Linked DNA regions of Homo sapiens: all the other regions are linked to region 1. A link is a loop called in an ENCODE intact Hi-C map of the cell type or tissue named here. Cell type or tissue: sigmoid colon. All regions are shown on one strand. Links, peaks and the distances in the headings refer to the core of each region. The heading gives the core; the rest is flanking DNA.

Evidence for each region. Hi-C counts contacts between places; a loop is a spot of excess contacts. Peaks named below come from ENCODE experiments on the same cell type or tissue, not always from the same donor. Only the 100,000 strongest peaks of a DNase experiment are listed, where the experiment ranks them.
Region 2: a loop joins it to region 1, with 2.7 times the contacts of the local background. A loop is called at or near these places in 18 of 110 quality-filtered maps.
Region 3: it touches region 1 in a loop (2.3-fold over the local background); 6 of 110 quality-filtered maps call a loop at or near these places.

The regions. Positions count from the first base shown.
Region 1 is chr18:21,735,810-21,746,296 of GRCh38, reverse strand. It overlaps MIB1 (MIB E3 ubiquitin protein ligase 1), which reads right to left and starts at 5,505. Exons shown (of 21, transcript NM_020774.4): 1 at 4,485-5,505. The coding sequence starts at 4,713. RefSeq lists silencers at 4,509-4,558, 4,679-5,308, 5,499-5,718. In sigmoid colon, for the core only: no CTCF peak of the experiment used is centred there; DNase peaks (open chromatin) are centred at 4,646, 4,976, 5,586 and 6,473; H3K4me3 peaks cover 2,572 bases; H3K27ac peaks cover 1,588 bases.
Region 2 is chr18:21,680,354-21,690,840 of GRCh38, reverse strand. ABHD3 (abhydrolase domain containing 3, phospholipase) reads left to right here. Exons shown (of 9, transcript NM_138340.5): 4 at 6,876-6,921. MIR320C1 (microRNA 320c-1) reads right to left here and starts at 7,323; the gene lies at 7,252-7,323. In sigmoid colon, for the core only: no CTCF peak of the experiment used is centred there; no DNase peak of the experiment used is centred there; H3K4me3 peaks cover 402 bases; H3K27ac peaks cover 685 bases.
Region 3 is chr18:21,829,868-21,840,354 of GRCh38, reverse strand. It overlaps MIB1 (MIB E3 ubiquitin protein ligase 1), which reads right to left. Exons shown (of 21, transcript NM_020774.4): 13 at 1,858-1,990. It overlaps MIR133A1HG (MIR133A1 host gene), which reads left to right and starts at 8,949. Exons shown (of 3, transcript NR_110369.1): 1 at 8,949-9,033; 2 at 9,561-9,735. In sigmoid colon, for the core only: no CTCF peak of the experiment used is centred there; no DNase peak of the experiment used is centred there; H3K4me3 peaks cover 2,206 bases.

The DNA of each region.
Region 1 (10,487 bases), core at 3,715-7,714:
CAGACAAAATCTTCAAAATGTAGTGAGAAAAATCGTATCAGAAAGATTCACAATGATCCAACCACTCCAGAATCCTTAACTCCCAGAAAAGTTGCAAGGAATCTTATGCTGAAGGTTACCCATTTCTTAATTCCCAATCATACTGCAATAAATTTTCTATTCATATAATATAGGTGGAACTAGGGAACAAATGATGAATAATCAAAGGCAACCTCAGTTCTCCCTCTGATAAATATAAGGCTTTTTTTTAAATTAAGTACAAAAATATGACACACACAAAAATATAGAAAGGGCTGGGTGTGGTGGCTCACACTTGTAATCCCAGCACTTTGGGAGGCTGAGGCTATGGATCACTTGAGGTCAGGTGTTCGAGACCAGCCTGGCCAACATGGTGAAACCCCGTCTCTACCAAAAATACAAAAGTTAGTCAGGTGTGGTGGTGCATGCCTGTAATTCCAGCTACTCAGGAGGATGAGACAGGAGAATTGCTTGAACCTGGGGGACGGAGGTTGCAGTGAGCCGAGGTCACACCACTGCATTCCAGCCTGGACCACAGAGGGAGACTGTCTCAAAAAAAATAAAATTTTGTGTGTGTGTGTGTGTGTGTGTGTGTGTGTGTGTTTAACACCTATGCACTCACCATGGGGTAGGTTTAATCACAGAACATTACCAAAATACTTAAATGCCCCTGGTGTACTTCCACCAATCGTGCTCTCCACTCCCTTCACCATAAGGATGTCCCACTCTCTTAAATTTAGTGTTTATCTTACCTTTACGTGGCATACTTTTACCACGCATGTACATATCCCTAAACCAATGAGTCTCAATTGGGAGCAATTTTGCCCCCACTAGGGGACATCTGGCAATGTCTGGAGATATTGTGGGTTGCCACAAGGAGGTGGGGTGCTACTGCTGCTAATGGGTAGAGGCCAGGGATGCCTGCCTACAATGCACAGGACATTCCTATAACAAAAAATTATCCTATCCAATTCAAAATGTCAATAGTGCCAAGGCTGCAAAACCCTACCCTAAAATAGTTTTGTTCCGCACTTTAACAGACCGTAGGTTTTCTTTTGCAACTTACTTTATTTGCTTAACATTCTCTTCTATACAGTACTGCACTATACAAATTCATACAACTTATCCAGTCTCCTGCTAAGGTACATTTAAGTTTTTTCCAATTTTCTGTTTTTACATGCAACACTGCTGTGAACATTCTTTTTTAAATTTTATTTATCTCAAAACCATAGTAACTGCTGTGAACATTCTTATACAAGCTTCTATGTGCTCAAATAGAGATTCTCTCCAGGGCAGTGACTTTTAAAGTGTTATTCTTCAACCTCTAGGGAAATCCTCAAGACCCTTTGAGGGACTTCATGAAGTCAAAAGTATTTTCACAATAATATGTAAGATACAAGTTATCTTTTTCATACTGGCATCACATTGCTGGTACAAAAGCAACAGTTGGTAAAATTCCTGGTGACCTAGCCGAGTTAACGCTATAATTAATGAGACATACGAACACCATGTACCTCCTGGTACGATGCACTAACAAGGGCAAAACATCATTTCTATGATATTCTTGCCGAAAATACATAATCTGAATTTAATCATGAAAAAGCAGCAGAAACACCCAATTTGAGAGATAACAAGATTGTTTTTCATTACTTTGACACTGACTAAAGACTGAGGAACTCACCCAGATTGGAAGAGACCACTAAATGCAACGTGTGATCTTGGATGAGAAAAAGAATACTAGTAGGACACTAATAATAACCACTGCATATAATTTGAATAAATAAAATTTGAATAAGGTGTATAGATTAGTTAATACAGTATTACCGTATTAGTGTTAATTTTCTGGTTTTGATCATTGTACTTGCTAAGATATTAACAGCTGAAGAAGGTGGGTAAAGGGCAAAAGGCAACTCTTACTAGTTTTGTAATTTTTCTGGAAGACTACAATTGTTTCAAAAACAAAAGTTAATTTTTAAAATGTTAATATTATGCAAATAAATATCAAGTACTTAATAAATATTGAGTAATCTTATAGAATGTAATAAAATGTCAGTGAACACTGATTATTAAATATTTTGAAGAAAAAGGAAAACACTGAAAGTAGTATTATAGTCCTGGGGCAAAACAAGAGCCAGGAGCTTACAATTTTGCTCAGTTCTAAAAAAAAAAAAAAAAAAAAAACCCTGAAGAATTTAAAAGGTTGAAATTAAAATATATTTCAACAAGTATTTCATATGAAGGTTGGCTATCCTGCTCTTAAAATGTTTGTTAAAAGACCAAATGAACAAGATAAACCACTACATATAACAAATTAATGTATAAAATTATCTTATTAAACTAAGATTCTAAAACAGTTACTTCTGAAAAACATCTACGTTTATATTAAGATAATAAAACTATTAATATGATAGATACACCCCATACTACAAACATATAGATAACATTAATGTCCCTTCAAAAATCACCGTAGTAAAGAATCTGTTACACTTTACCCTAGATACTTAAATTTCCTCATAAAGCTACAATTACTGATACCAAGAATTCCTCCAAATAAGGGTTGTGGTCAGACTTTAGCTTGAGCTAGCACGACAACAAAACTTCAAGGCTGCAGGTAACAAAACAAAACCCTGTCTCAAAAAAAAAAAGAGTAGGCAGAAATTAGGCATAGGCCTCAAACACTGTTGCTGGCAGTTTCAACTCACAAAACGTCTTCAAAAAGCAATTAGTCAACATCTACCAAAATGTTAAATATGTGCAATGTTTTGATGCAGCAATTCCACTTCTTCAGAAATACTCAACACATATACACAAGGATATATGTACAAGGATATATTCACTGCATCATTGTAAAGAAAACATGAAATAATAAAACGCCCATCGATAAAGTCCTGGTTAGATAAATCACCGTATCCAATCACTGGAATACTATGCAGCCATGAAACAATGGAACAATCACCAATATAATTTAGTGAAAGAAACGAAAGTGCAGAGGAGTGAATATAGTTTATTATCATTTGCACTTAAAAGGGGATTAGATTTATAGTATAGTCACACACATGCTTGCCATGCAATAGAGTATTCTGCAAGACTACACAAAAAACTGGTAACAATGGCTGCCCCTTTTTGTGCTGTTGAATCTTTTCATTTTCTTCTAGTCATGTACATACACCCTTTTTAATATTCAAAAAGCTATCTGAAGCCTGGCCTTGTGGCTGACTCCTGTAATCCCAGCATTTTGGGAGGCTGAGACAGGAGGGTTGCTTGAGGCCAGGAGTTCCAGACCAGCCGGAGAAATAAAACGAGACAACTGTCTCTAAAACAAAAATTTTTTTTAATAAATGTTTTTAAAAAGCCAGCTAAGGAACACAATTTTACGAATTATCTGTTCAAAAACTGAGTTGGCTTGTGTTAATTTCTTTATTGCTACTGATAATAACTGTGAGCCCATTCCAAGATTTGTAAGGCTTTGCCAAACTCAATGTCTTAGAAGTAGCTCATTTAGGAATTCTGAAAAGTACCCAATTTTAAATGTGAACTATTTTCTACAGAATCAAGGATAAATATCAAGGATAAATAATACCAAAGATGAATCTATATGAAAATGAATTTGTTATTTATTTTGTGAAAGCAAGCCTTTGGTTTAATCATTTAGAAACTCTAGCGTCAATAACAGACCCCTAAAATTCACTAATCAAGATTCACTAATCAAGGACCCTGACTCACTGCTGGGTGAATGAGTAAGATTCTGACATCACCTTACTGAGACGGACGTTAGTGTAACAAAAAATAACATCAGGTGTCCCCCACGCCGATCTGCCACTTGGAAAAAGTATTTAACACAAAGAAATGGTTCAAGAGCTCAGGATGTTTTTCTCTCTATTGATATAAAGATATAAAATAGAACAATTTGGATGAAAAATCATTCCAGAGTCCCAAGTAACATTTGGCTACTGAACTCCAAGTAATTCTGTGTCACAGGAGGTTAAAAAAAAAAAAAAAAAAGGCATCTCCACAAATCCGAGGTACCAAGGCCCCTTGGCAATTATAAACGGTCAGCTGAGCACCATATGGCAAAGCAAGCCTCCCTTCAGACAGTTATCACTTGGTGGCTGATTAATTTCAATGGCTTATTAGATAGGCCTCTCCAGACCCCTTCCCAAGAGGAGGAGTCGGGTTGGGGGACCTGTGTCTGTTCTCTTCCCGGTGCTTTGTGTCTTCCAGGCTTGAAAGCATCCCGGTGATGGTGCTGCCATCATTTCCCTTGGGGGTAGAGGGTCTTTTCTGAAAGTGTTTGTTCACCCGTTCGGAACCTAGAATTCCTTTGGCGCTTTGCCTTTCCGCTCGCTCCAGCCGGGCGCTGCCCACCAGGTGTCCCACTGCAGACCTCTCCCCGCGACACCGACGCCCACCGCAGCTCGCCCCTTCCCCCCGCGCGCGCAAGCCCTGGCCAGGTGGCCGCGGCTTACCGGTGGGCGCGCTGTCCAGGATGCGGAGGTCGTAAGCCCCGGAGCAGCGGTAGTTGGCAGCTGTGCCGTTGTCCCACACTACCACCACCTCCTCGGGGCTCTCGAAGCTCCGGACGGTGCCCACATGGCCCTCGCCGCCGTCCTGCTTCCCCCACTTCCAGTCCGGGCCGCGCACTACCCGAGCGCCAACCCCTTCCACCATCACCCGGTTATTCCGGGAGTTACTCATCGGGGCCCGGGCGGTGGGCTCCGCCGCTGCCGCCGCCGCCGCCGCCGCTGCCGCCGGGGGGCCCGTGAGGGAGTTGGGCCCGGGCCGGACTCTAGGCGTCGGCGGGGGCGGCAGCGAGCCCCGGGGGACGTGAGAATAACTCACGGGGGCGGCGGCGCGGTCCCCGCGGAGCCCAAAGCCGCTGCCCAGCTGTCGCCGCCGCGCCCCCCGCTCGGAGTGGAGGGCGGCCCGCGGCTGCTCGGAGGCGGCGGCGGAGAGCGGGCAGAGGGGAGGGGGCCGTGGGCGGGGACTCTCCCGCTTCCTCCGGGCTCCCCGGCCAGGCTACAGCGACGGCCGCAAGGAAACCACGCTCTCCCCCGGCCGGCAGCGCGAGGAGCGCAGGGGGCCGGGGGAGGCTAGCCCGAGGGGGGCGGCGGGGAGCAAGCTTAACTGCCGGCCTTTCTGCCACCCCGGCCCCTCGCTCGGGGGCGGGCACCCAAGCGCCGGCGCCGCCTCCTCCCCCGTGGGCAGCGGTGGTACCTCCCGGCGTCCGGCGAGCGCCCGGGCCCTCAGGCCCCCTTCTCTCTGCCCCCGCACCAGCCGCCGCGCTCCGCCCCGCCACAGAGTCCCAGCCGGGCGAGAGCGACTCCACATCCGGGTACCGCCGTACCCAAGGCCGGAGCGGCACCTTCTCAGAGTGTCTAGGAGGGGGATCCTCGGCAATAATAGAGTGGGAAGGCTTCCAGAGAGCCGCGCGATCGCGGGAAGAAAGGAGGAGAAAACTGATCCCTAAGCGTCTCTCCAGGGTCCAAGGAGAGTGCGCATGCGCGCGGTCTAGAAAAAGGGCGGACGGTTGCCCAACCCCAGCCCCGGGCGATGGAGGGGCGGGCCCAGGGGCGGATCCCTGGAGTTGCCGCCCGGTGGTGCCGCGCGCCCAATGAGCTATGAGGAAAGCGGTTAGGCCGTCCTGGAGGCGGGGCTGGAGAAAGTGAGGGTGGGGAAGCTACCCGGGCTGCTGGAGCTGTGCGGCTGTGATGTGGCCAGTTTTTCACTAACTGCTAGTTTTCCTAGGCGAACTAAATGTGAATTAGGGATTCCATATTCTTTTAGTCTTCTTTTTTAACGAAGGTAGAAATACATTCACAAATTCAGGGCGATCTGTATTTGTGTGTAAATTGAAAACATTTCAAACCAGACAGAGCAGGTTAGTAGTGTGTTTTTAAGCTGAACAGCATGGTATGGAATGTTGTGAGCAACGGTAAAGACTTTTAGAAGGTGTGTCTTGACTTTATGCAGAATTAGGGTGATAGGCAGACTCCAAACTTTGCTCATTAATAATTGCCTCCACTCACGAAAAAATTCAGTCCCTAATTACAAAATACAACCTTCAAAGGAAGATTCGAAGACTGTAAGAGAAGTTTCTGGTTGCCGTTATTCAAATGACATTATGCTGCATAGGGTTTAAAACCAGTGTTTCCACAGGCCAGCACTGTTGGCACCGTTAGCATGCATTGTTAGCATAAACTGTTGCTTTTCCTGATAGTCAAAGGAGGGAAATGCTAACAGAATGGATAATCAAGGGAAAAGACAAGAAAACGGACGTAAAATGTACCCAAGGAATTACTATGTACTGAAATAAAATTTTTTTTGTTTGGTTTTTTTTGTTGTTGTTTTTTTTTTTGCTTTGTTTTTGAGACAGGGTCTCACTGTCAGCCAGGCCGGAGTGCAGTGGCGCCATCTCCGTTCCCCGCAACCTCCGCCTCCTGGGTTCAAGGGGTCCGCCCACCTCAGCCTTCTGAGTAGCTGGGACCTCAGGAACGCACAACCACGCCCAGCTAATTTTTTGTATTTTTGGCAGAGATGAGCGGGGGGGCAGTGGGGAGCTTCTTGGGGGATATATCTCACTATTTTCCCTGGCCGGACTGGTCTCGAACTCCTGAGCTCAAGCAATCCTCCCACCTCAGCCTCCCAAAGTGTTTATCCCAGGGATAAAGCCAACTTGATAGTGGTGGATAAGCTTTTTGATGTGCTACTGGCTTCTGTTTGCTAGTATTTTATTGAAGATTTTCGCATCGATGTTCATCAGGGATATTGGCCTGAAATTTTCTTTTTTTGTTGTGTCTGTGCCAGGTTTTGGTATCAGGATGATGCTGGCCTCGTAAAATGAGTTTTACGAAGGAGGGAGGATTCCCTCTTTTTCTGTTGTTTGGAATAGTTTTAGGAAGTACAGTAACAGCTCCTCTTTGTACCTCTGGTAGAATTCGGCTGTGAATCTGTCTGGTCCTGGACTTCTTTTGGTTGGTAGGCTATTACTTATTGCCTCAATTTCAGAACTTGTTATTGGTCTGTTTAGGGATTCGACTTCTTCCTGGTTTAGTCTTGGGAGAGTGTATGTGTCCAGGAATTTATCCATTTCTTCTAGATTTTCTAGTTTATTTGCGTAGAAGTTTTTATAGTATTCTCTGATGGTAGTTTGTATTTCTGTGGGATTGTTGGTGATATCCCCTTTATAATTTTTTATTGCATCTATTTGATTCTTCTCTCTTCTTCTGCATTAGTCTGGCTAGTGGTCTATCTATGTAGTTGATCTTTTTCAAAAAAACAGCTCCTGGATTCATTAATTTTTTTGAAGGGTTTTTCGTGTCTCTACCTCCTTCAGTTCTGCTCTGATCTTAGTTATTTCTTGTCTTCTGCTAGCTTTTGAATTTGTTTGCTCTTGCTTCTCTAGTTTTGTTGGTTTTTTTTTTTTTTTTTTTTTTTTTTTTTTTTTTTTTTTTTTTTTTTTTTTTTTTTTTTTTGAGATGGAGTCTCACTTTGTGGCCCAGGCTGGAGTGCAGTGGTGTGATCTCAGCTCACTGCAAGCTCCATCTCCCGGGTTCACGCCATTCTCCTGACTCAGCCTCCCGAGTACCTGGGACCACAGGTGCCTGCCACCATGCCCAGCTAATTTGTTGTATTTTTAGTAGAGATGGAGTTTCACCATTCTAGCCAGGATGGTCTCCATCTTCTGACCTCGTGATCCGCCCGCCTCGGCCTCCCAAAGTGCTGGGATTACAGGCGTGAGCCACCGTGCCCAGCCTCTCTAGTTATTTTAATTGTGATGCTAGAATGTTGATTTTAGATCTTTCCTGCTTTCTCTGTGGGCATTTAGTGCTATAAATTTCCCTCTACACACTGCTTTAAATGAGTCCCAGAGATTCTGGTACATTGTGTCTTTGTTCTCACTGGTTTCAAAGAACATCTTTACTTCTGCCTTAATTTCCTTATTTACCCAGTAGTCATTCAGGAACAGGTTTTTCAGTTTCCATGTAGCTGTGAGGTTTTGAGTGAGTTTCTTAATCCTGAGTTCTAATTTGATTGCACTATGGTCTGAGAGACTGTTTGTTATGATTTCCATTCTTTTGCATTTGCTGAGGAGTGTTTTACTTCCAATTATGCAGAATAACCAGCTAGCCTCATAATGACAGGTTCAAATTCACACATAACAATATTAGAATTTTAGAATAAGTGCGATGTGGTGCTGAGAAGAATGTATATTCTATTGATTTGGGGTGGAGAGTTCTGTAAATGTCTATTAGGTCTGCTTGGTCCAGAGCTGAGTTCCAGTCCTGGATATCCTTGTTAATTTTGTCTTGTTGATCTGTCCAATAGTGACAGTGGGGTGTTAAAGTCTCCCACTATTATTGTGTGGGAGTCTAAGTCTCTTTGTAGGTCTCTAAGAACTTGCTTTATGAATCTGGGTGCTCCCGTATTGGGTGCATATATATTTAGGATAGTTAGCTCTTCTTGTTGCATTGATCCCTTTACCATTATGTAATGCCCTTCTTTATCTCTTTTGATCTTTGTTGGTTTAAAGTCTGTTTCATCAGAGACTAGGATTGCAACCCTTGCCTTTTTTTGCTTTCTATCTGCTTGGTAAATATTCCTCCATCCCTTTATTTTGAGCCTATGTGTGTCTTTGTACATGAGATGGGTCTCCTGAATACAGCACACCAATGGGTCTTGACTCTTTATCCAATTTGCCAGTGTGTGTCTTTTAATTGGGGCACTTAACCTGTTTACATTTAAGTTTAATATTGGTATGTGTGAATTTGATCCTGTCATTATGATGCTAGCTGGTTATTTTGCCCATTAGCTGATGCAGTTTCTTCATAGCGTCGATGGTCTTTAAAATTTGGCATGTTTTTCAGTGGCTGGTACTGGCTGTTCCTTTCCATGTTTAGTGCTTCCTTCAGCTCTTATAAGGCAGGCCTGGTGGTGACAAAATCTCTCAGCATTTGCTTGTCTGAAAATGATTTTATTTCTCCTTTGCTTATGAAGGTTAGTTTGGCTGGATATGAAATTGTGGGTTGAAAATTCTTTTCTTTAAGAATGTTGAATATTGGCCCCCACTCTCTTCTGGCTTGTAGGGTTTTTGCCGAGAGATCCGCTGTTAGTCTAATGGACTTCCCCTTCTAATGGGATTCCTTTGTGGGTAACCCGACCTTTCTCTCTGGCTGCCCTTAACATTTTTTCCTCATTTCAAGCTTGGTGAATCTGATGATTATGTGTCTTAGGGTTGCTCTTCTCGAGGAGTATCTTTGTGGTGTTCTCTGTATTTCCTGAATTTGAATGTTGGCCTGCCTTACTAGGTTGGGGAAGTTCTCCTGGATGATATCCTGAAGAGTGTTTTCCAACTTGGTTCCATTCTCCCCGTCACTTTCAGGTACACCAATCAAACATATATTTGGTCTTTTTACATAGTCCCATATTTCTTGGAGGCTTTGTTCTTTTCTTTTCACTCTTTTTTCTCTAATCTTGTCTTCTCACTTTATTTCATTGAGTTGATCTTCAGTCTCTGATATCCCATCTTCCACTTGATCGATTCAGCTATTGATACTTGTGTATGCTTCACCAAGTTCTTGTGCTGTGTTTTTCAGCTCCATCAGGTCATTTATGTTCTTCTCTAAATTGGTTTTTCTAGTTAGCAATTCATCTAACCTTTTTTCAAGTTTCCTAGCTTCCTTGCATTGGGTTAGAACATGCTCCTTTAGCTTGGAGGAGTTTGTTATTACTGACCTTCTGAAGCCTACTTCTGTCAATTCGTCAAACTCATTCTCCATCCAGTTTTGTTCCCTTGCTGGCGAGGAGTTGTGATCCTTTGAAGGAGACGAGGCATTCTGGTTTTTGGAATTTTCAGCCTTTTTGTGCTGGTTTCTCCCCATCTCTGTGAATTTATCTACCTTTCGTCTTTGATGTTGGTGACCTTCGGATGACGTCCTTTTTGTTGATGTTGATACTATTCCTTTCTGTTTGTTAGTTTTCCTTCTAACAGTCAGGAACCTCTGCTGCAGGTCTGCTGGCATTTGCTGGAGGTCCACTCCATACCCTGTTTGCCTGGGTATCACCAGCAGAGGCTGCAGAACAGCAAAGATTGCTGTCTGTTCCTTCCTCTGGAAGCTCCATCCCAGAGGGGCACCTGCCAGATGCCAGCCAGTGCTCTCCTGTATGAGGTGTCTGTCGGCCCCTACTGGGAGGTGTCTCCCTGTTAGGATACATGGGGGTCAAGGACCCACTTGAGGAAGCAGTCTGTCCCTTATCAGAGCTCGAACGCTGTGCTGGGAGATCCACTGCTCTCTTCACAGGTGTCAGACAGGGACGTTTAAGTAAGCTGAAGCTGTACCCACAACTGCCCCTTCCCCCAGATACTCTGTCCCAGGGAGGTGGGGGTTTTATCTATAAGTGCCTGACTGGGGCTGCTGCCTTTTTTTCAGAGATGCCCTGCCCAGAGAGGAGGAATCTAGAGAGGCAGTCTG
Region 2 (10,487 bases), core at 3,785-7,784, 56 kb after region 1:
GTACTTTTAGTAGAGACGGGGTTTCACCATGTTGGCCAGGCTGGTTTCAAACTCCTGACCTCAGGTGATCCACCTGCCTCGGCCTCCCAAAGTGCTGGGATTACAGGCATGAGCCACTGTGCCCAACCAGATCTTGCTTTTTTTTAAATCCTGTCTGACAATCTCCATCTTTTAATTGAGGTTCTTATTCATTTACATTTAATGTAATTGTTAATGTGGTGGATTTTTTTGTTTTGTTTTTGAGACAGTCTTGCTCTGTCGCCCAGGCTGGAGTGCAGTGGCATGATCTCGACTCACTGCAAGCTCCGCCTCCTGGGTTCAAGCGATTCTCCTGCCTCAACCTCCTGAGTACCTGGGATTACAGGCACCTGCCACCACGCCTGGCTAATTTTTGTATTTTTAGTAGAGATGGGGTTTCACCATGTTGGCCAGGCTGGTTTCAAACTCCTGACCTCAAGTGATTTGCCTGCCCCGGCCTCCCGAAGTGCTGTAATTACAGGGGTGAGTCACCGTGCCCACAATTACATGTATGTTGTTTTTTTTTTATATTGTTTCACAAATCACTGAGGTTCTACTTTTTTTGGACCTTTTTCCTCTTATCCTATGTTCGAGCTGCAATTTGCAAATCCAGTGAATTTTTTATTTCAGATTTTATATTTTTTTCTAGAATTTCCATTTTAATAAATTTTATTATGCTGAGATTTTCTTTTTTTTTTTTAAATTCTTTACAAGCTCCCCCACCCCACCACCCTTAATGTCCTTGAGTTATAGTAGCTACTGTAAAACTTCATCTGCTAGTTCTAACATCTGGACAATCTCGGGACCAGTTAGGTTATCTCTTGAGTGTGGGTCATGTTTTCCTGTTTCTTCATGGTCTAGCAATTTGGGGTTGTGTTCTGGACAGTTTGAGTGATCCATTGTAGAGACTCTGGATTCTGTTATACTTTTGCAAAGAGTGTTGCTTTTTGTTTGCTTTATTAGATAGTTAACTTGGCTGCACTCAAACTTCAAACTCTCTCTCCTCTGTTGTAAATTGCAGTTGAAATCTTTGTCCAGTTTTTTAGCCTTAATTGGGTTGCTTGTAGTGTGTTTCACATATGTATAGATGAGGGATCAACTAGAGATTTGGGCCCAGCTTTTAGTCAGAATTTACTGCTCTTTCTCTGTGTATCCATTCTAAGATTTTTTTCTGCTTGTTTTTCAACTTCTATTGTTGCCCCAAACTGTTTTAATAGTTCTTCAAGCCTGTGAGACTGAGCATTTCCCTTTTTTTTTTTTTTTTTTTTTTTTTGAGACCAGATTTCACCCTTGTTGCCCAGTCTGGAGTGCAATGGTGTGATCTTGGCTCACTGCAAACTCCGCCTCCCGGATTCAAGCAATTCTCCTGCTTCAGCCTCCCAAGTAGCTGGGATTACAGGTGCCTGCCACCACGCATGGCTAATTTTTGTATTTTTAGTAGAGACAGTGTTTCACTACGTTGGCCAGGCTGGTCTCGAACTCCTGACCTCAGGTGATCCACCCACCTTGGCTTCCCAAAGGGCTGAGATTACAGGCATGAGCACTGTGCCCAGCCAAGAGACTGCGCATTTCTATCCAACTTTTATTTATCATTGAGTAATACCCAACTACTGCCTTCCCTCAGGTAAAAAAAGGAGAAGCTGTAAAAATTGAAAACTCACCCAGTATGATTTTCATTTTCCTAGTGTCAACTCCCATTCAGTTTCTGCATGCTTTTTGTTGTCATTGTTGTTCTCTACTGCCTTTATATTTTTTCAAGAATGTATAGTTATTATTCCATGGAAAGTTTGGCCCTAAAGGATCTACCTGGACATTACTAGAGGCAGAACTTCCTTATCTTTTCTTTACCTGGAATTCAGAGCCTTATGTTTATTTTTGTCCTAACCTGTTTTTCCATTCTTATTTTCTATTGTTACTGTCCGTGTAACCACTTCTCAACTGATAATTGATTTTTCGTCCCTTAGAACATTTAATACATACTCACCTTATATCTTTGCTTGGATTACTCCCTTTACAATGTATCTCACACTTGCCTTTTGCTGGAATCTTTACTGTTTTTCAAGTCCTAACATAAGATCTGTCTACCTTTTATGAAGCCTTTCTTAATCAATTTTGCCCATCCTGACCTCATAGGGTTTTATTGTCTATACCACTCCTTGGACATTGAATCCTATACTGTCTTGTTTTTTGTTGTAGTCACTCAACTGAAAATATGGTGCAAATCTTTTCAATCTAACTAGATTGTACCCTCCTTGAGGCCAGGAACCTTATGTTGATACTTTATTTCTCTACTACAGGCTCTAACTCAATCTTTAGTTCAGTAAATATTATTGAATGAATAAATGAGTTATTCCAATATTAATATTCATGTAAAGTGCTTAGAACATGATCTGGCACATAGTAAACACTAGTAAACAGTATCTGTTGTTATTATTATTACCTGAAATCAATCATATGACTAGCTGATCTCTGAATGTTCCTCTCATTCTACCCTTTGCTGATTATCATTTCTATTGTTAGACTTGAAGATTTGGGGAATCTTAGAACTGAAATATTTCAGATTGCCTGATAAAATTACAGATTTGGAAACTAGGCCTAGACAGGTACTCACAACCCATGGAAGTTTCACTGCTTTTCTTAGGTGCCCAAGCTCAGAGTCTGCTACTTTTTTTGTTGTTTTTGTTTTTTGAGACAGGCTCTCCATCACCCAGGCCGGAGTGCATTGGTGTGATCACAGCACTGCAACCTTGACTTCCAGGGTTCAAGCCTGAGCAGATTCAAGGTTCTCTGGTCCATCTCACTGTGACAGTGGTTCTCATCCTAGGGGCCGTTTTTCCCCCAGGGAACATTTGGCAATGTCTGGAGACATTTTTGGTTGTTATGCCTGGGGCATGTGCTACTGGCATCTAGTTGGTAGAGGCCAGAGATGCTGCTGAGTATCCTATAATGCACAGGACAGCACTGCTACAAAGAATTATTTGGGCTGAAATGTCCATAGTACTAAAGATTGAGAAACTCTGTGCTATAGGTAGTCTCTTCCTTTTATTTAACCTTCATTAAAGGACACCCACCTGTTTCCCTGGTTAATGGGTTATCTTGTCACAGAAAGTTCTTCTTACCAGATCTGTTCTTTATTTGATATTTCTTCTCTTTATGTTTTCCTTGTTTTGAGGGAAAAAAATTATATAGTTCAAATATGTAGGAAAAATATGCTTTGCAGAACAATTTCCCTCATATACACGCCCTTTAGAATTGTTTGAGGTAACTGTAAAAATTAATTGGAGAGAACTGTTACAGAAGTTTAACAGAGGCGGCTGGGTGTGGTGGCTCACGCCTGTAATCCCAGCACTTTAGGAGGCCAAGGCAGGTGGATCACGAGGTCAGGAAATCGAGACCGTCCTGGCTAACACGGTGAAACCCTGTCGCTACTAAAAAAAATACAAAAAATTAGCCTGGCGTGGTGGTAGGCACCTGTAGTCCCAGCTACTCGGGAGGCTGAGGCAGGAGAATGGCTTGAACCCAGGAGGCGGAGCTTGCAGTGAGCCGAGATTGCGCCACTGCACTCCAGCAGGGGCAACAGAGCAAGACTCTGTCTCAAAAAAAAATAAAAACAGGCTGGGCACAGTGGCTCATACCTGTAATCCCAGAACTTCAGGAGGCCAAGACGAGAGGATTGTTTTGAGCTCACAAGCTCAAGACCAGCCTGGGCAACATAGGGAGACCCCGTCTCTACAAAAAGTTTAAAAATTAGCCAGGCATGGTGGCATGCCCCTGTAGTCCCAGCTACTCGGGAGGCTGAGAATCACATGAGCCCAGGAGGTTGAGGCTGCAGTGAGCCGTGATTGTGTCACTGCACTCCAGCCTGGGCAACAGTGAGACCTTATCTCTAAAGAAAAAAAGAAGAAGAGGTTAACAGATTTTTCAATGCCTTAGGAATAGTAGTTTCACAGCCAGCCCTTTTAGTTCAGTGTTCCCTGATGACTGTCAGAGTAGCAAAGGGGTTAAATGAAAAGAGCTGGTTGCTCATCCCCAGCTGGAGTGGGAGAAAGGGCAGGATGGCAGCCTTCTTTCTGCCGTCCTCTGTAACTGCTTTGCTTCCTCATTCTTCCTTATCTCTCTGCCCCACGTCCAAGGCTTTAAGTATACAATGATGACTGCTACTGATTGAACACTGTTAGGATCAAAGCCTTATGGAGTGGTGAGTACAATTCGTCCTCTAGCAAGAGCTACCAGAACTATGATCCACTTTCCAAAGTTGCCTGAAGGAAAGTGCAAATATCCCACTCTGCAGTTTAGAAGAAAATCCCAGATGTACAGGCTGCTTTTTCATGAGTTTGCAGATCATCTTTTTCTTTCCCGTCACTAGTGTTCTTGCCTTCTCTCACTGGCAGTCACATGATGACATCTTGCTCCAGAAGCCATTTTAATCCTTATTTAATGTTTGTACTCTAAAGTGGTTCTTTTCTGAATGACTGGGAGCTTCAAGTTTCAAGATCATAATTAACTTTAGCACCGGTTCCTGTGTGACTTAAGTGCTTATGCAAGTAAATACAAATGGCCAACTGAAATCTTATTTATATCAAGATATCTTGCCATTGTTTTTAGCAAGAAAAGATAAAGGAGTCACTGAGACTACTCTGACTTTTCTGTATGTATTTACAGTTTATTTAAGATTTCTCTGGCCAGGCACAGTGGCTCATGCCTGTAATCCCAGCATTTGGGAGGCCAAGGCAGGAGGATCACTTGAGCCCAGGAGTTAGAGACCAACCTGGGCAACATGGTGAGATCCTGTTTTTACAAATAACTTATAAAAATTAGCCAGGCTGGCCGGGCACGGTGGCTCACGCCTGTAATCCCAACACTTTGAGAGGCCGAGGCAGACAGACCACTTGAGATTAGGAGTTTTAGAACGATCTGACTAACATGGGGAAACCCCATCTCTACTAAAAGTACAAAAATTAGCCGGGCGTGGTGGCACGTGCCTGTTATCCCAGCTACTCAGGAGGCTGAGGCAGGAGAATCACTTGAATCTGGGAGATGGAGGTTGCATTGAGCCGAGATCATGTCACTGCACTCCAGTGTGGGTGATAGAGCGAGACTCTGTCTCAAAAAAAAAAGAATAAAAATTAGCTGAGCCGTGTTGGTGTGCACCTGTGGTCCCAGCTACTCAGCAGGCTGAGGCAGGAGAATTGCCTGAGCATGAGAGGCTGAGGCTGCAGTGAACTGTGACCGCGCCACCGCACTCCAGCCTGAGTTGCAGAGTGAGACCATGGTCTCAAAAAACAAAAAGATTTATCTTAGGTGAGTTAATAAAATGTAATATTTCTAGCTTTTTCTCAAATAGGATTTCTGAGGTTTCTAAACATTTCTCTTCTTTCAACTGGGCCTAATAAAATTTTCTATATGGCTTTTCAGTTGCAAGAAAATTCCTTTGCAAGAACATAGCCTGCATACCACATTAAATGAAGCTGGTGTGCCTTGAGATCTAAACTCCCTGAGAAGAGACTCAGAGTTGTGTATGTTCTATACAGCAGTAGGTTCTTTGTTGCTTAGAACCTGTACAGTGCTCAGCAGCACCCTGCAAGAAGAGATTTGGAATCTTAAATGGCCTTGGTTGGTTGAATAGGTAATCAGACAAAAACTAAATGAATTTTAATTGTTATGAATATAGACTCACTAAATCAGTGAGAACCTGTGTAGACACAAATCAAGATTTTGTCTAAGGATGGTAAAAATACATATCTGGGCCTGTGGCTGCCTGAAAGTTAAATGAGAGTTACATATTTTAAATACTGAATAACTTTTGAAACCAGCACGACACTACAACTACCATTATTACTAATAGCTAACTTTCACCGAGTACTTACTTGAGCCAACATTGATCTAAACCCTTTACATTGATCTGAGCCCATTTACCCAGCAGATGCAAACAGGATCAGAGAAAGCACAAGGTCATCTTTCCTCCCTAGGTCAACTGAACACTAAGCAGTAGCATAATGGGGCCCATCCCACCAGCTCAGGTGCCAGGCTCTTTGTGGCTCACCTGTGATGTTTACACCTCATGTAAAATTCTGGTGTCCATGTTTGCTGAGCCTTAAGAGAACAAGAGCTGTTTCTTAGAATATAAATAGATACGTATGAATGTTACAAATGCAATGGGTAGAGGATATATATTTTTTCTTTGTTTAAAGCAAAAACAAGGCCAGACGCAGTGGCTCACGCCTGTAATCCCAGCACTTTGGGAGGCCGAGGTGGGCGTATCACCTGAGGTCAGGAGTTCAAGACCAGCCTGGTCAACATGGTGAAACTCTGTGTCTACTAAAAATACAAAAAAAAATTAGCCGCGCATGGTGGTGGGTGCTTGTAATCCCAGCTACTAAGGAGGCTGAGGCAGGAGAATCGCTTGAACCCTGGGAGGCGGAGGTTGCAGTGAGCCGAGATCGCACCATTGCACTCCAGCCTGGGTGACAAGAGCGAGACTCCATCTCAAAAAAAAAAAAAAAAAAAAAAAGCAAAAACATTTAAATTTGACTTGTATTTAGAATTGTTTTAAAAACACTTGTTGGAGGCCCACGTATGTGCGTAGGAAGAAGTTGGAAATAGTCTACTCTTGGTAGGAAAAATTAACATCACTTCAGTATACAGTTTTCTAATTTGAACCCACATGTGGAATTTAGAGAACTGGAATTTTATTTTAGTGCATTGCATTTAGATGAAATTGCCAAACATTACAACTACAAGACAGATTTTTAAAATCTTTTAGTGCTCTAAATCAGTGTCAGTAAGATGACTTTAATATTATATCATGAGCAAGAATCATGTGTAAAAATAACAAAAATTGCTTTCCTGGTTTTTAGATGTGTGGTTTTTAACAACAGAGGAGTGGCGGGGGAGAATCTCTTGGTAAGTAAATTTAAATGACAACAGTCTTAACTTTTTAAAGAATCATTTCTAGTTTTATAACAAAAAGCATATTCTTTTTATTTAAAATAACTCTGTTTATGTAAGCAATACAAATTTATTATACAAAAATACAGATATGGAAAAAAAGGAAATTTACAAGACCGATAATTGTATAACCAAGGAAATTCCCTTAGTCTGTGTTCATTCAGATTTCATATATAAATAAAATATATATAATATATTTCTATTTTTATAAAAATTAAGATTCTATTTTGTAACTAAACTTTTGTACTTACTACATTTTAACATCGATAGTTATTCACCTACATCATTTTTTTTCTACCCTCTCAACCCAGCTTTTCCTGACTCTGGGAAGAACTGGGAAGAGAAGGCCTCATTTTTAATGCAAAACACATTTTCCTTAAAAATTAACCAGTGCAAAACAAATTAACTAATACAGTGATTTTTTTTCCACTTATGAAATTTACATTTGTCATGAAACAATTTTGTATGTCACATGCCTGTTTGCCAGCTGAAGTTTACATGGTGGGAATGTTATTGAAACCTTTTAAAATTTATATCAGGTCTTTTTTTCCCCCTCTAATTCTGAGTTTTTGCTAGGATAGATCTTTCACCTCTTAGAAAATCACTCTATCTGATCTTTAAATCCGTGAGTTGGAATGAGAAATATTCCACTTGCTAAAATTTTCTTCAGCTTTTTAACTTTTTACAATCTCAACAGGTCAAAGGCAATTCTACTAGAATTGAAAGAAACTTTTTTTGGGTCATTGATAGAGAATGACATTAAGACTATAAATAAGTCATGCTGGAAATAAAAATTTACAATCAGGTCACAAATGTCAACACTTTATAAGAACTTGGGAAGTAAAAACCTCTTGTACTTGGCTTTACAGTGACTTAGGCACTGGAGGAAATGAAGATCAACACGATTTCGAAAGCAAAAGTTGCAGAGTGTTATGGTCTTACTCAAGTGCCTTGTAATAAATAGCTTGACGTGAAGGTTCACGTTTTCTCATTCAATCCAGCCCTTTAGGAATCTCGTAGACAGATAGTACTCTAAAGGGAAAGATTTGAATGTGTCACTGTGGCCCTGGCCCAGGCAAATCATTTTGAGCAGCTCCTGTCTGCTGTGCATTCTTCCAGGACACAAAGCCGGGGGGGAAGACATGGTCTGAGGCTCTCAAGGAAATAATGTGCTGCAAAGCCAAGCTCGTTAGTTCTTTATGAAGTGAGGGACAAAGATCTGTTCATTCAGCAGAGCCGTGGTATGTGCCTGTTAAATCGGGCACTGTGCAAGCCAATAGGGTGAAGATATACATATTAATGAGACACAGCCCTAATCTTTAGGAGCTCAAACTTTAGTTGTGGGAGAGACAGTCAAGTCCATTAAAATATACACAGTGCTAAGTGTTTAACAGTAGCCTTTGTTAAGGCTACAGAGCACAAAGGGAAAGAGTAACAAAGCGCCTGGGGGAGGTGGGAGAGCTTAGAGAGGAGGTAGCGTTCTGAGTTGGATCTTGAAGGCTGTGGTATTGAACCTCCAAAGCGGGGAGAGAGGCTCTCTCAGCGCAAAGACCAAGGTATTATAAAGTGCGTACAGTAGCAGCTACTTACTATGGCTGGATGATGATGATAATTTTATCTAATATTTATGTAATCCGTAGAATGTATCAGTTATGTCTTTTCCTATTTAATCTTCAGAAATAGAAACAGCCCAACAATTTAGGTAAGTATAGCCCCCATTATCCCTCATTTCCTTTTGGAGACAGGGTCTTGCCCTGTTGCCCAGGCTGGAGTGCAGTGGCACAATCATGGCTCACTGTAGCCTCGACCGCCTGGGCTCAAGTGATCCTTCCACCTCAGCTTCCCAAGTAGGTGGAACCAGAGGTGTGTGCCACCATGCCTGGCTGATTTTTTATTTATTTATTTGTTTGTTTTGTAGAGATGGGGTCTCACTCTGTTGCCCAGGCTGCTCTTAAACTCCTGGGCTCAAGCGATGCTCCCAAAGTGCTGAGATTCCAGGTGTGAGCCACTGCACCTGGCCCCTGTCCTGCATTTTACAGATGAAGAAAACAAGACACTGGTAGGTTAGGAACTTACCCCTCCCAACAAATGACAGAGCCAGGATTCAGACCCAGGTGATCTATGTGCTTATGTTTTTGACCATTATGTTTTATGCTTTCTTACTTTTCTGGAAGTGACAGGAATTTGCTAGAAGGGTAGGGCCAGAATCACATGTAGACTCCTAAGAACCTGGTATTGAATCATTGATATTTTGAAGCAAGGGCATAATTTGATCATGGTCATGTTTTAGAAAGAGAACCATGGCAGTGGTGTGTAGGAAAGAAAGAGATGGAGGGGAAGGAGGCTGGAGGCTGGAGGCTGGGAGGCCAGTTAGAAAGCAGTTACTACAGACCTACATGGAGTTTGGAGTTTGAAAGCAGACGGAGGGGGAATAAAGACGAGAGAACAAAAATGAGTAGTATTCAAGGGGAAGAAAATAGTATTAGTCGTATTGTGGGAAGTAAAGACAAGGGAGTCTAGGGTAATGTTTCTAGCTTGGCTGGCTGATGGAAGATGCTGCTATTTGCTGAAATAGGAAATTTAGAAGAATTTGTGAGATTATGATGTAACAAAGATAACAGATTCCATTTTAGATGTTTAGGGTGCTTTTAGATAATCCCGGTGGAAATTTTCAGTAAGTTTTTGGATGTACTGGACTGGCCTTCAGGAGAAATAGGCAAGCAAGAGAGAGACAGACTGAGATTATCAGTGTGCAGGTAGAAGTTGAAGCTCAGGAGTAGCTGAGATTAGTTAGGGCACGTGTAGAGTGAAAGGGGAGATTGGTGGTTAGAAGCTTAAGAAACAACAGGCTGGGAGTGGTGGTTCACACCTGCAATCCCAACACTTTGGGAGGCCCAGGTGGGAGGATCACTTGAGCCCAGAAGTTGAAGACCAGCCTGGGCAACATATGGAAACCCTGTCTCAAATATATATGTGTGTGTGTATATATATATACACACACACACACACACACACACACACATTTGAAAAAGAAAAAAAGAAACAACAAATAGGAAGGAGGAGAGAAAAAGAGGAGAAGGATACTTTAAAAACATACTCTCCTTAGTATTTAAAGTTAAATTAGAAATTTGCTTTGAAATAGTACAGCAACCCAGTAATTTTCAGCCCATAAGCTTTAATTGTATTTTTGAAAAACCTCCAGGAAGAATTCACTGAGTTCTAAGTAACGTAAGAGTAGCTGGGTCTCTGGAGTCTTACACAGTGTGTCAGTTAAATTTTGATTAACTAGTACCCCCCAGCAAATATGTGTCTCAAAATAGCTAATAACACACTAAGCTGTTAGAGTTACAGTCTGGCAGGCAGCTTGGGTTTATGTAGCAGAAAGTACCTCGGACTCAGAAGTCCCAAGTTCAAGTTCGGTTGTCACCACTAACCAGCTATAAGTGATAAAGTACAAGTCAAATAACCTTTCTGTTTCTCTTTTTCTTAACTGAATATGATAATGTGTACTTGCCACCTCA
Region 3 (10,487 bases), core at 6,334-10,333, 91 kb before region 1:
TTTCCCATATTACTTTGGCACTTCTATAAAAAAAGTAATTGACTATATGTGTGGTTCTTTTTTTTCTTAATTTGAGTTGCTGTTTATACATATGTGTGGTTCTACTTCTGCATTTTTTATTCTTTTAGTTTGTATGATTGCTATATAGAAAATACTAAGTAATCTGTAGAGAAGATACCAGAATAAGTTTAAGCAAGGTCACAGGATATATGGAAAATATACAAAAATTGTATTTATATATACTAGCAATATGCAAATGGAAATTGAAATGTAAAAACAATTCTATTGAGTGACTCATTGATTGACTGGGTCTCGCTCTGTTGCCCAGGCCAGAATGCAGTGGTGTAATCATAGCTCACTGTAACTCAAACTGCTGGGCTCAAGCAATCCTCCTGCTTCAGCCTCCTGAGTAGCTGGCATTACAGGGGTGTGCTACCACATCCAGCTAAAATACAATTTATAATAACATCCGCAAAAAGCTGCTGAAGAACAAATCTAATATGTGCAAGAGCAATCAAACTCCCAACAGACTTTTTAATAGAAACTAATAAGCTGATTCTAAAATTTATATGGACAAGGCATGGTGGCACTTTGGGAGGCTGAGGCAAAAGGATCACTTGAGCCCAGGAGTTTGAAACCAGCTTCGGCAACATAGTGAGACCTTGTCTTACAGAAAAAATAAATAAATAAAAGCCAGGCATGGTGGCACATGCCTACAGTCCCAGCTACTTGGGAGGCAGGAGGACTGCTTGAGCCTGGGAGGTCAAGGCTGCAGTGAGCCATGATTGTGCCACTGTACTCCAGCCTGGGTGACAGAGTGAGACCCAGTCTCAAAAGCAAACAAAAAATTATATGCAAATGCAAAAGATCTAGAACATTAGAGTAATCCTGAGAAAGACAAAGAAAGAGGATTTAATCTACCTGATTTCAAGACTTTCTATAAGGCAACAATAACCAAGGCAACATGATAGTGGCATAAGTTCACTTAGATTTTTGAATAAAAAGGAATTATCATAATTAACAGAGAGCAGTAATTTTAATAGCAAAGATTTAAAGTAGTGGGGGGGAGGTGGCTTAACTTTTGATATATTTCTTTAAATTTCTGTAGTTTTTGGAATGTATACCTTATAATTTGGTATTTGATTACATATATTATTTGCTAAATTTTTCTGCTGTTTCATCTTCTTAACTAGACTATAAATTCCTTGAAGTCAGGAATCACAGATAATTCTTTGATAACTTCAGTGCATCTATATGGTTTATGCTTGCACATGAAAAATTTGCTGAAATTACTAAAATATCCTAAAACTACAAAATAGGCTCCTCCCAAAATCCAGGCTCATAAAAACGTAGTGTCATCCTATTCTGAGATGAATGAAATGACCAAGGTGAGTCTGTACTGCTATCGAGCCATAAATTCCAGGGGTCAGCAGTAGTTACGAAATAAATCCCCTGATCTTAGCTGCAAACTGCAGTCTGATGACAACTGGCCATACTGTTTAAGTATCAACACAGATGGTTCTTGGTGCTCTGGTTGATGATACTTCCGTAACAGTGGCAGCCATTCTGGGAAATCTCTGTTAGTTGATGCCCATTTCACAGGACCAATCCAGGAAGACTGTGCAGAGGAAATCCTGGGAATTGAGGGACTCACTCTCAAACACACATCACCATCCTGCATTTAAGAAGTATTAGGCAGAAGACAGAATATGCATTATATCTGAATTTTCATCATCATGAGGTTTTACTGGAACCTACTAATAGGCAATTTATAAAGCAATAAATAAATGAATGGCAATGGTCCCAAATTGTTTAAAAAAAAATAAAAAAGAGGGAATTATTTAACTCTTTTCTTACCTGATGTACCAACAGTTCAGCCACTTCTACGTGATTATTAAGGGCAGCCAGATGTAAGGCAGTATAACCATCATCTTTCTTCTCATCCACAATCCATGGTCTTGGTAATTTAGATAGTAAAACACGCATTGCACTGAAAGTTAAATTCACATTATTTCTATATTTGCATAATTTGATATACTCAAAAGAAAAGTTTGCAATCAAATGAAGATACTCCTCTTTAAAGAAAAAAATGCTCTTAGAGACAAATAGAAATTCTACTTTTCTAATCTCAAATGTGCAGCTTTAATTTAATTTTTTTTTTAAGAGATGAGGTCTTGCTATGTTGCCCAGGCTGGCCTTGACAGAGACTACAGGTACATGCCACCATGCCCAGCTAGCTTTTTGATATTTTGAGAGGTAGACACACTATTACTATCTGGGAAATAGAATCAAAACAGAATGGAAGTGCTACAAGGAGGAAACCTAAGAGGAAAAAACCAAAGAGAAAAGAAATATACCCTAATGAGGGCACCACTTTGGCTTTGGGGAACCTCTCAGGTTCAGTATCAACAGTATTTATTAATGAAAGAGTTAATGAAGAACAGCCAGATAATAATTTTTAGAAGTAGGAAAAACTGTGATAATTAATACACTATATATGCTGAACCATCTTAGCTGACGATTATTGTGTAGCTGGTTATCATGAATTGCAAAGTTAAAACTTGACATATGTCATTTAGAAGTGGTAAACCAAGTCTGGAGCAAAACACACAAAATGGCCATTATAATTTAATATTTAAAATTTAAAAATCAGTAATAAAGTATTTTCAAAGCAAAAAAGAGAAAGTTATACAAAAGAGAATTAAAGATTTAAACTCCAACCACCGAAGAGCAGAACTAAGTTCAAGAAGTCTGAGAATGGGTTGTGGAGGATTGAAGAACCTCTAAAATTACACTTAAATCATTTGGAAACTTTTATTAGACTTTTGTTTGTCTGTTTGTTTTCCTGAGACGGAGTCTCGCTCTGTCGACCAGGCTGGAGTGCAGTGGCACGATCTCAGCTCACTGCAAGCTCTGCCTCCTGGGTTCATGTCATTCTCCTGCCTCAGCCTCCCGAGTAGCTGGGACTATAGGCGCCTGCCACCATGCCCGGCTAATTTTTTGTATTTTCAGTAGAGATGGGGTTTCACCGTGTTAGCCAGGATGGTCTAGATCTCCTGACCTTGTGATCCACCCGCCTCGGCCTCCTAAAGTGCTGGGATTACAGGCGTGAGCCACTGCGCCCGGCCTTTTATTAGACTTTTTAAACAGGTTTATGAACCCAAAGTATACTGAGAATCACAGCTTACAGAGCCCCTTCCATGGCTGTAACTGAGTAACAATCACTGTTTGGGGATAACAGGCTTCTTTGGAAAGCTATAGGCTCTCCTCCAGAGAAATGCATGTCAAAATCTTTACCTATTAATACAATTTTGGGTGAGTCTACAAACTCCTAAATCCCATTCATGGGCTTCATAGAAGACTAAGGTTTTCTGCTTTTGTTTTCAGTCACTAGTAAGGATTTTAGTCCTCCTCATTCCATAAATTAAAATAAAATACTAGATATTGTATAGACTTTGAGATTCTCAATGGGAAAAAGTATTGGTACGACATTATACTACTGATGTTTGGATAGTCATGATGTTAATGCCATACATTATCTCTTACCCTACACATTTGAGCATGTGAGAAACAAAATTTACAGGGGTAAACAGTTCTGGAAAATTTAAAAGATACAAGTATTAAATCATGTGAAAAGTGGAAAAACGTTTTATTAAAAACAAAATGTAAAAATAATAATGTAAATACTTGTCATTAATTTAAACAAAAATTGTGATATAATCATGTTGAAAGGAATGGTAGTAACAGAGGGTATTAGTTTTAAATCTTCATTTTCCATAACATGAAATCACTAGATGCCTATAATTGATAAATTAAGAAATTACAGGATAAGTTCCAAGTTGTTGGTCGGGACAAAAAAGGGGTAAGGAGGGATGACGCAGAAGACATTTCTCTTTCATTATAAGTTTTGTAGTAACATTTGACTTAACTATGTACATATATTAGCTTGATTAAAAACTTTTTGTTTTTAGGAGAATGGCGTGAACGCAGGAGGTGGAGCTTGCAGTGAGTGGAGATCGAGCCACTGCACTCCAGCCCAGGCGACTGAGCGAGACTCCATCTCAAAAAAAAAAAAAAAAAACCTTTTGTTTTTTTCTGAGACAAAGTTTCTCTCTGTTGCCCAGGCTAGCGTGCAGTTAGTGGCACGATCAGAGTTCACTGCAGTTTCAACCTCCCAGGCTCAAATGATCCTCCTGCCTTAGCCTCCCGAGTAGCTGGGAGTATGGGTACATGCCACCAAGCCCAGCTAATTTTTTTGTATTTTTTGTAGAGGCGGGGTTTCACCATGTAACAGCCCAGGCTGGTCTTGAACTCCTGAGCTTAAGCCATCCACCTGCCTTAGCCTCCCAAAGTGCTGGGATTACAAGCATGACCCACCATGCCCAATCTAAAAACGTTTTTGAAACTCTTCAATATAATAGTATTATGACAACTCTAAGATTATAGATGTATACTCAAACATAGTACAAATACCTCTTTGCCCCCTCCTCTTTCCCAATACTCCTCGTGTGTGTTTGTGTGTGTGTGTGTGTGTGTGTGTGTGTGTGTGTGTGGATATATATATATATATTTTTTTTTTTTTCTTGAGATGGAGTCTTGCTGTGTTGCCCAGGCTGGAGTGCAGTAGCTCAATCTCGGCTCACTGCAACCTCCACCTCCCAGGTTCAAGCAATTCTCTGCCTCAGCCTCCCGAGTAGCTGGGATTACAGGTGCCCACCACCAGGCCCGGCTAATTTTTTATGTGTATTTTTAGTAGAGACAGGGTTTCACCATCTTGGCCAGGCCGGTCTTGAACTCCTGACCTCGTGATCCACCCACCTGGGCCTCCCAAAGTGCTGGGATTACAGGCGTGAGCCACCGCACCCGGGCTCCTCCTATATTCTTGATCTTGATTACCCTTCTTACCATTTAATCAGCCATTCTACTCAGAAACCAGGGAATCATTCTAGACTCTTTCCTCTCTTCTTATGTCCACATTCAATTTGTCCTGCCGTTTCTCCTTTTTAAAACTCAACTGTTCTTCCCAATGGCCCCCAGTCTCCTTTCCACTCTATTCTCTATACCACCCCACACAAATCTGACCATTTCACAATTTTCACATATTCTTTTTAAATAAATCTTTTAAAAATAAGACTAGTCTTGATAAAAAAAAAATTCTAAAATATACTTCCCTGCCTTTAATACACTTTTAAAAGAACATGAGACTAAACATAATATTTTCTTGAAATCAATTATAGCAAAATCAACTTGATTTACTAAGCTGTGGAGAAACACTGCAGATAGCCCCAAATCAAAACTAATGCAAGGGTCAACTAGCCAGGAGTGGTGAACTTTTTGGTTTTGTTTTTAAATATCTATTTTAAAGCAATGTTAGATTTATAGAACATTGCAAAGCTAGTACAGAGTTCCCATATACTCCTCCATCCTTGTTACTAACATTTTACATAGTATGGTACATTTGTTTCAATAAACCAATGTTGAAGCGCTGTTATTAACCAAAGTCCACACCTGAGATTTCCTTAGTTTTATTCAATGTTCTTTCTCTGTTCCAGAATACCCCTTTACATTTAGTTGTCTTTTCTCCTTAGCTCCCTTTGGTTGTGACAGTTTCCCAGACTTTCCTTGTTTTTGATGAGTCTGACAGTTTTGAAGAGTACTAATGGGATATTGTGTAGACTATTCCTCAGTTGGAATTTGTCTGATGCTTTTCTCATGATTACGCTGTGCTATTGGTTCTTAGTAAGAAGGCCACAGAGATAAAGTGTCATTTAATCACATCACACCAAGGGTACATACTATCAACATGCCATATGACTCTAGAAGTTAACCTTGATCATCTGGCTGAAGTAGTGTTCTTCATGTTTCTCCAATGTAAACATTTCCGTATCTCTAAACTATGCTCTTAGGAAGGAAGTGACTATGTACAGCCCACACTTAAGGAGCGGGAAGTTATAGTTCACCTCCTTGAGGGTGCTACATAAATTATTTGAACAGAGACCTACAGCCCTCTCATCTTAATCAAAAATTGCCAACCCCCTCAAAAAAAAATAATAATACAGGGCCTCAAGAAAAGAGGTCATCTTTGGGCCCAGCCTGCAAGGTAAGCTAAGGGAAAGTTAAGCAAAACAGTTTCTGGTCCCATCACTCTCACGTCAACAGCAGTAGTTCAGAGCAGCCTGTCTCCTTTCTTTCCATGAGGCAGGCAATCTTAGGAAGACACACTATAACCACAAGGACAGCAGCAGGCTGTTCCCTGCAGCACTTTAGTTAATTAAGAGGAGACTGTTAAGCTGCAAGCACTGAGGTCCGTAGAGTTACTGGGAAAAAGGTGTTACCAGCTCGAGAATTCAGTAATTTTGTTAAGCCAATAGACTGTCTCACCTGTGGAGCATAGTATATGAGATTTAGAGATATTTTCCCTAATGCTCAATTTGGTTGTTTTCCAAGAGGTTAAGGACATGGATGTTTTAAAGATAAGATCTTACTACCAGTTAAGCAGGCATTTGTGAATAGTGCCAAAGAAGCATTAAGTTCCAGAACAACTAATAGCAGTGCCTACCATAATCCCTGGCACATGATAGTATTCAAACGTTTGCTGAATGATGAACAAATGAGTTATAAAGAAGCAGAGGGGACAAGCAGCTGTCTACACTGGTATGCAGTATTCAAGTGGCACTGGGTCAATTTTTAGGGCCTGCCATGCTTTGCAATCTTTCTTCAGAGGCAGGCAACATTTTCCCAAACCCTACTAGCTAAACTGTGGAGGCCTTACATGTTAGTACTACTTAAGGCAAAACAACATTAGAATAGCACTGTAGCACATATTAGGTGTTCAATAAATGCTTGGTAAATTAATAAACAATCCCTCAAATCGGTAATGTAGATTAGTCAAGAATTCAAAAAGGAATTTATTAAGAAAACTGATCAACTGCCAGTAGTTCTTTTGGGCATGCTAAAAGCAGGTTACTATAAAACTGAACACATTTTGATCAAAAAGGTATACTTTGTATACCTAGTATAGGGAACTCAAAGTTTTGTTGAATGGAAGAAATGAATAAACAAATAATCAAATAATCATCTTTCTGAATATACTGAGGCAAAGATATTGGCAATATATATTTGATGCATGGTTTTGTTCCCAAGAGGAATAATTTCCTAACTCATTTCATTATCACAAATCTGAGGAGCAATGTGGCATAGTGGTGAAGAGCTCCCAGTCTGAAACCAAATTATCTGAGTTCAAATTCTGGCTCTAGCCACAATGGCTAGTGACTTCAGCAGATTACTTAACTTCTGTGCCTCAGTTTCCTCATCTGTAAAATGTGAGAAGAATCACAAATCCTACTTTATAGGGTTGTTATGAAAATTAAATGAGTTAATATTTATAAAGGGCTTAGAAAGAGAACCTGGCACATAACACATTATGTAAGTGTTTGCTTAAAAAATAAGTACTTTCACTGCTACAAAATCATTAACAAAATGGGGTACTTGAGAAAACTGAAAATTAACCTACTTTATACTCTGAGACATGTCATCTTCTCATAATATGAGTAAAATTATTTCAATATCTAGGAAAGCTGTTTAAAATTGCCCAATATCTAAAGAAGTATTCCTTATGCCACTGTTTTAAAACAGACATTCAAAATAATTAAACTGCTATGATATTAAATGCTAAAGACAACAAGAATGTGAAGGACAAACTTCCGTAGGTGAGTAAGCTCAGAAAACTCGTAATAGTTTTTCTTGTTTCTTAAGAGGACATATTTGGATTAAAAAACAAGGTATAGCTGGTTTCTCTTCTGCATTTTTATGTGAGATCTTAAACTATATCTCCACAGGTTTACTGGACTTCATGTTTTAATATTTTTTCTCTTTGATTAAAAAAATTTCAGTATCAAAATCTATTGTGAATATGCTATTAAAATTTAAAACAAAAGTATTTTTACCTCTGAGTCACATACTATGTAATAGAGTTATAGACAGGTTAATGACTATTTCAATCTGTGTAAAGTGTGCAATGATCATGCCTAAAAGTCACTTCAGAAAATTAGAGAAACATGACAATGTAGAAGGGACAGCAAAAACACTACACATTTGAATATAAAGTAGAATTCATAATAAAATGCATCTGAATACTTGTATAATTACTCAAAAGCATACTGGACCCTGTTTTTTACCAAAGCATTATAAAAAAAATTAACTGAAATTGACAGTGAATTGTTTTAAGTAGCACTTCTAAGATTTCATTTACATACTACTTTCTTCTCCCTTGATGATGTCTCTCCACCACCAATATACAGGTCTTACCTACCATTTCTATACATTTTCCATTCAATAAACTTTAAAAGCATGTATATGGCAACAACTAGCTCTAAAGATAACCCTACAAAATCCTTTCAGGCCTTTAGATATGTAACATATCACCATCCATAACATTTTTTATCAATCAAAAAATCAGGTTATAAAATGTATTTTGGCAGCAGAGGGACTTCACTTGTTCCATAACTGTCTAAAGATTGTCTTGCTACTAGCCATGGTAATTTTTTTCCTCTTTCCTTTTTTCTCTGCAGTGCTTCTAAGTATAGTGACAGTGCATCAGGCTTTCCTAGTCTCAGCGCAAGCTCAGTGAAAATCTGGGAAATGTAAGTGGAAACATGAGAGACCGCTTTATTTGGCAGTGCTTACCCCCCCTCAAAAAAAAAAAAGTGGGGGGCAGGACAAATGGCTAAGCAGTGTTTGGACCGCAGGATGAACAATCAATAGGCAGAAAGCAAGATTGAGGCTTCCTCAGCTTTTGGATCGACAATCGACAGCTGAGAGGCTATTTTTTGCTATGGTTGACTAAATATGGTCAGGGAAGAGAGAGGCACAAGAGAGCCTGTTTGCCTGGGAGTGCATGTTTCAAATGCTTAGCTGCCTATAAAGCTGTAACAGTTTAGCCAGTGGTCACTGAGGAAGAATATAAGTTAGCCTCGTAGTGACCATGTGGAAGTCCTGACCTCGCTTGCAGACTTGACCTCTGGATGTGACAAGGTAGCTTCACTACAGCTCTACTATTTAATCCTGGAAACTAAAAACCAAAAAAAAAAAAAAAAAAAATCTAAAAGCAAGAAAGATGCAGACTATTTCCTAAGAAGTCAGAAGAACCCAATGTATTCTGGAGGGCAAAGAAAAACAGGGTGAATGTTTACAGTTATTTGGGGGGAGTAAGGTGTGTTTTGGGTTCTGTTTTTGTTTTTTTTTTTTTTTGTCTTTTTTAGACTATAAAATTAACTTCTGCAACTTTTTCCCCTCTTCTGAAGCATTTCATCTGACAAGCTAGGTTCATTTTCTTGGCCTTTGTAGCAACCTTTTTTGATTGCTTAACTTTCCCTATATAACTGTGCAAGACTGTTATATGACATTCCAAATCAAATGGCCAACACTGATTCAATTTTAGAGTTGTTTTTGTTGGTGGTTTTTGTTTTTGTTTTTGTTTTTGGTAAAGGGAAGAGGGGAGGAGAGGGAAAAGTAAGCTTGTTTTTTGTTTGCTCGTTTGTTTTTCAAATTTATCTTAAAAGGTGAGGTTCTGTGTTCACTGATACATCCCCTTCCTTCACCGGGCTCATGAAAAGAAATGCTGAATCAGCAAATAGAGTGAACGAACAATCAAGATGAGATGGCTGCTGTTGATGTGATTCTCTAGGTTACTACCTTTCTTCCTGCTGCAAATGCTGCATGACACTAAGCTTACAGGTAACAGAGCACCATAAGGCCTGTACTTTTAAGGATGCTTATGACTTTCTGCATGCTTACCTATTATTGACTCAATATATGTTCTCATTGTTAAATTAAATTCTATCTAACCATAGCCTAATTTCACAATTCAAGTTAAGAGCTAATGTAGTGTAAAAAGGAATATTGTTCAGATACTATGGCAGTAACTTTTTATCTTAAAAATGTACAAATACATTATTGTCATTTACATTATTAAAGATTTAGTCATTATTGTTTCAGATTAAGTGATGATTTTGCATCTCTAGTAAGTCACATCCTGCTTCCAAAGTATACTTATTTTCTAAAACTATTAGCTTCTATTTCAAGGTTTAGTCAACCAAGAAACTTGGCAGATCATAAAATACTTTTTAATGCTTACTAATAATTGGCCACAAAAATAAATCAGAACGTGCATGGTGTAATTCTAATGCTGCATTGCTGAAACTGCTGTAGTGCTGGGCTATCTACTGCTACATTCTGATTTGCTCTCTATAAGCTGCACTAGCTTTTTATCACAAGCTGCAGAAATTCTACTATCCCTGCCCTTTTTTTTCCTCCTTTGACAAATCTGAAAATTTCTTGAGGTTTTAAATTAACCTTCTAATACCACAATAACTGAAGGCTACTTACCAACTATAATTTCTTTTCATTCTAAACTATCAAGGTAAATAAAACCCAGGTGCTCACAGACTAAAACCTTTCAGTTCTTTGAAGTGATACTTTCTAAAAGT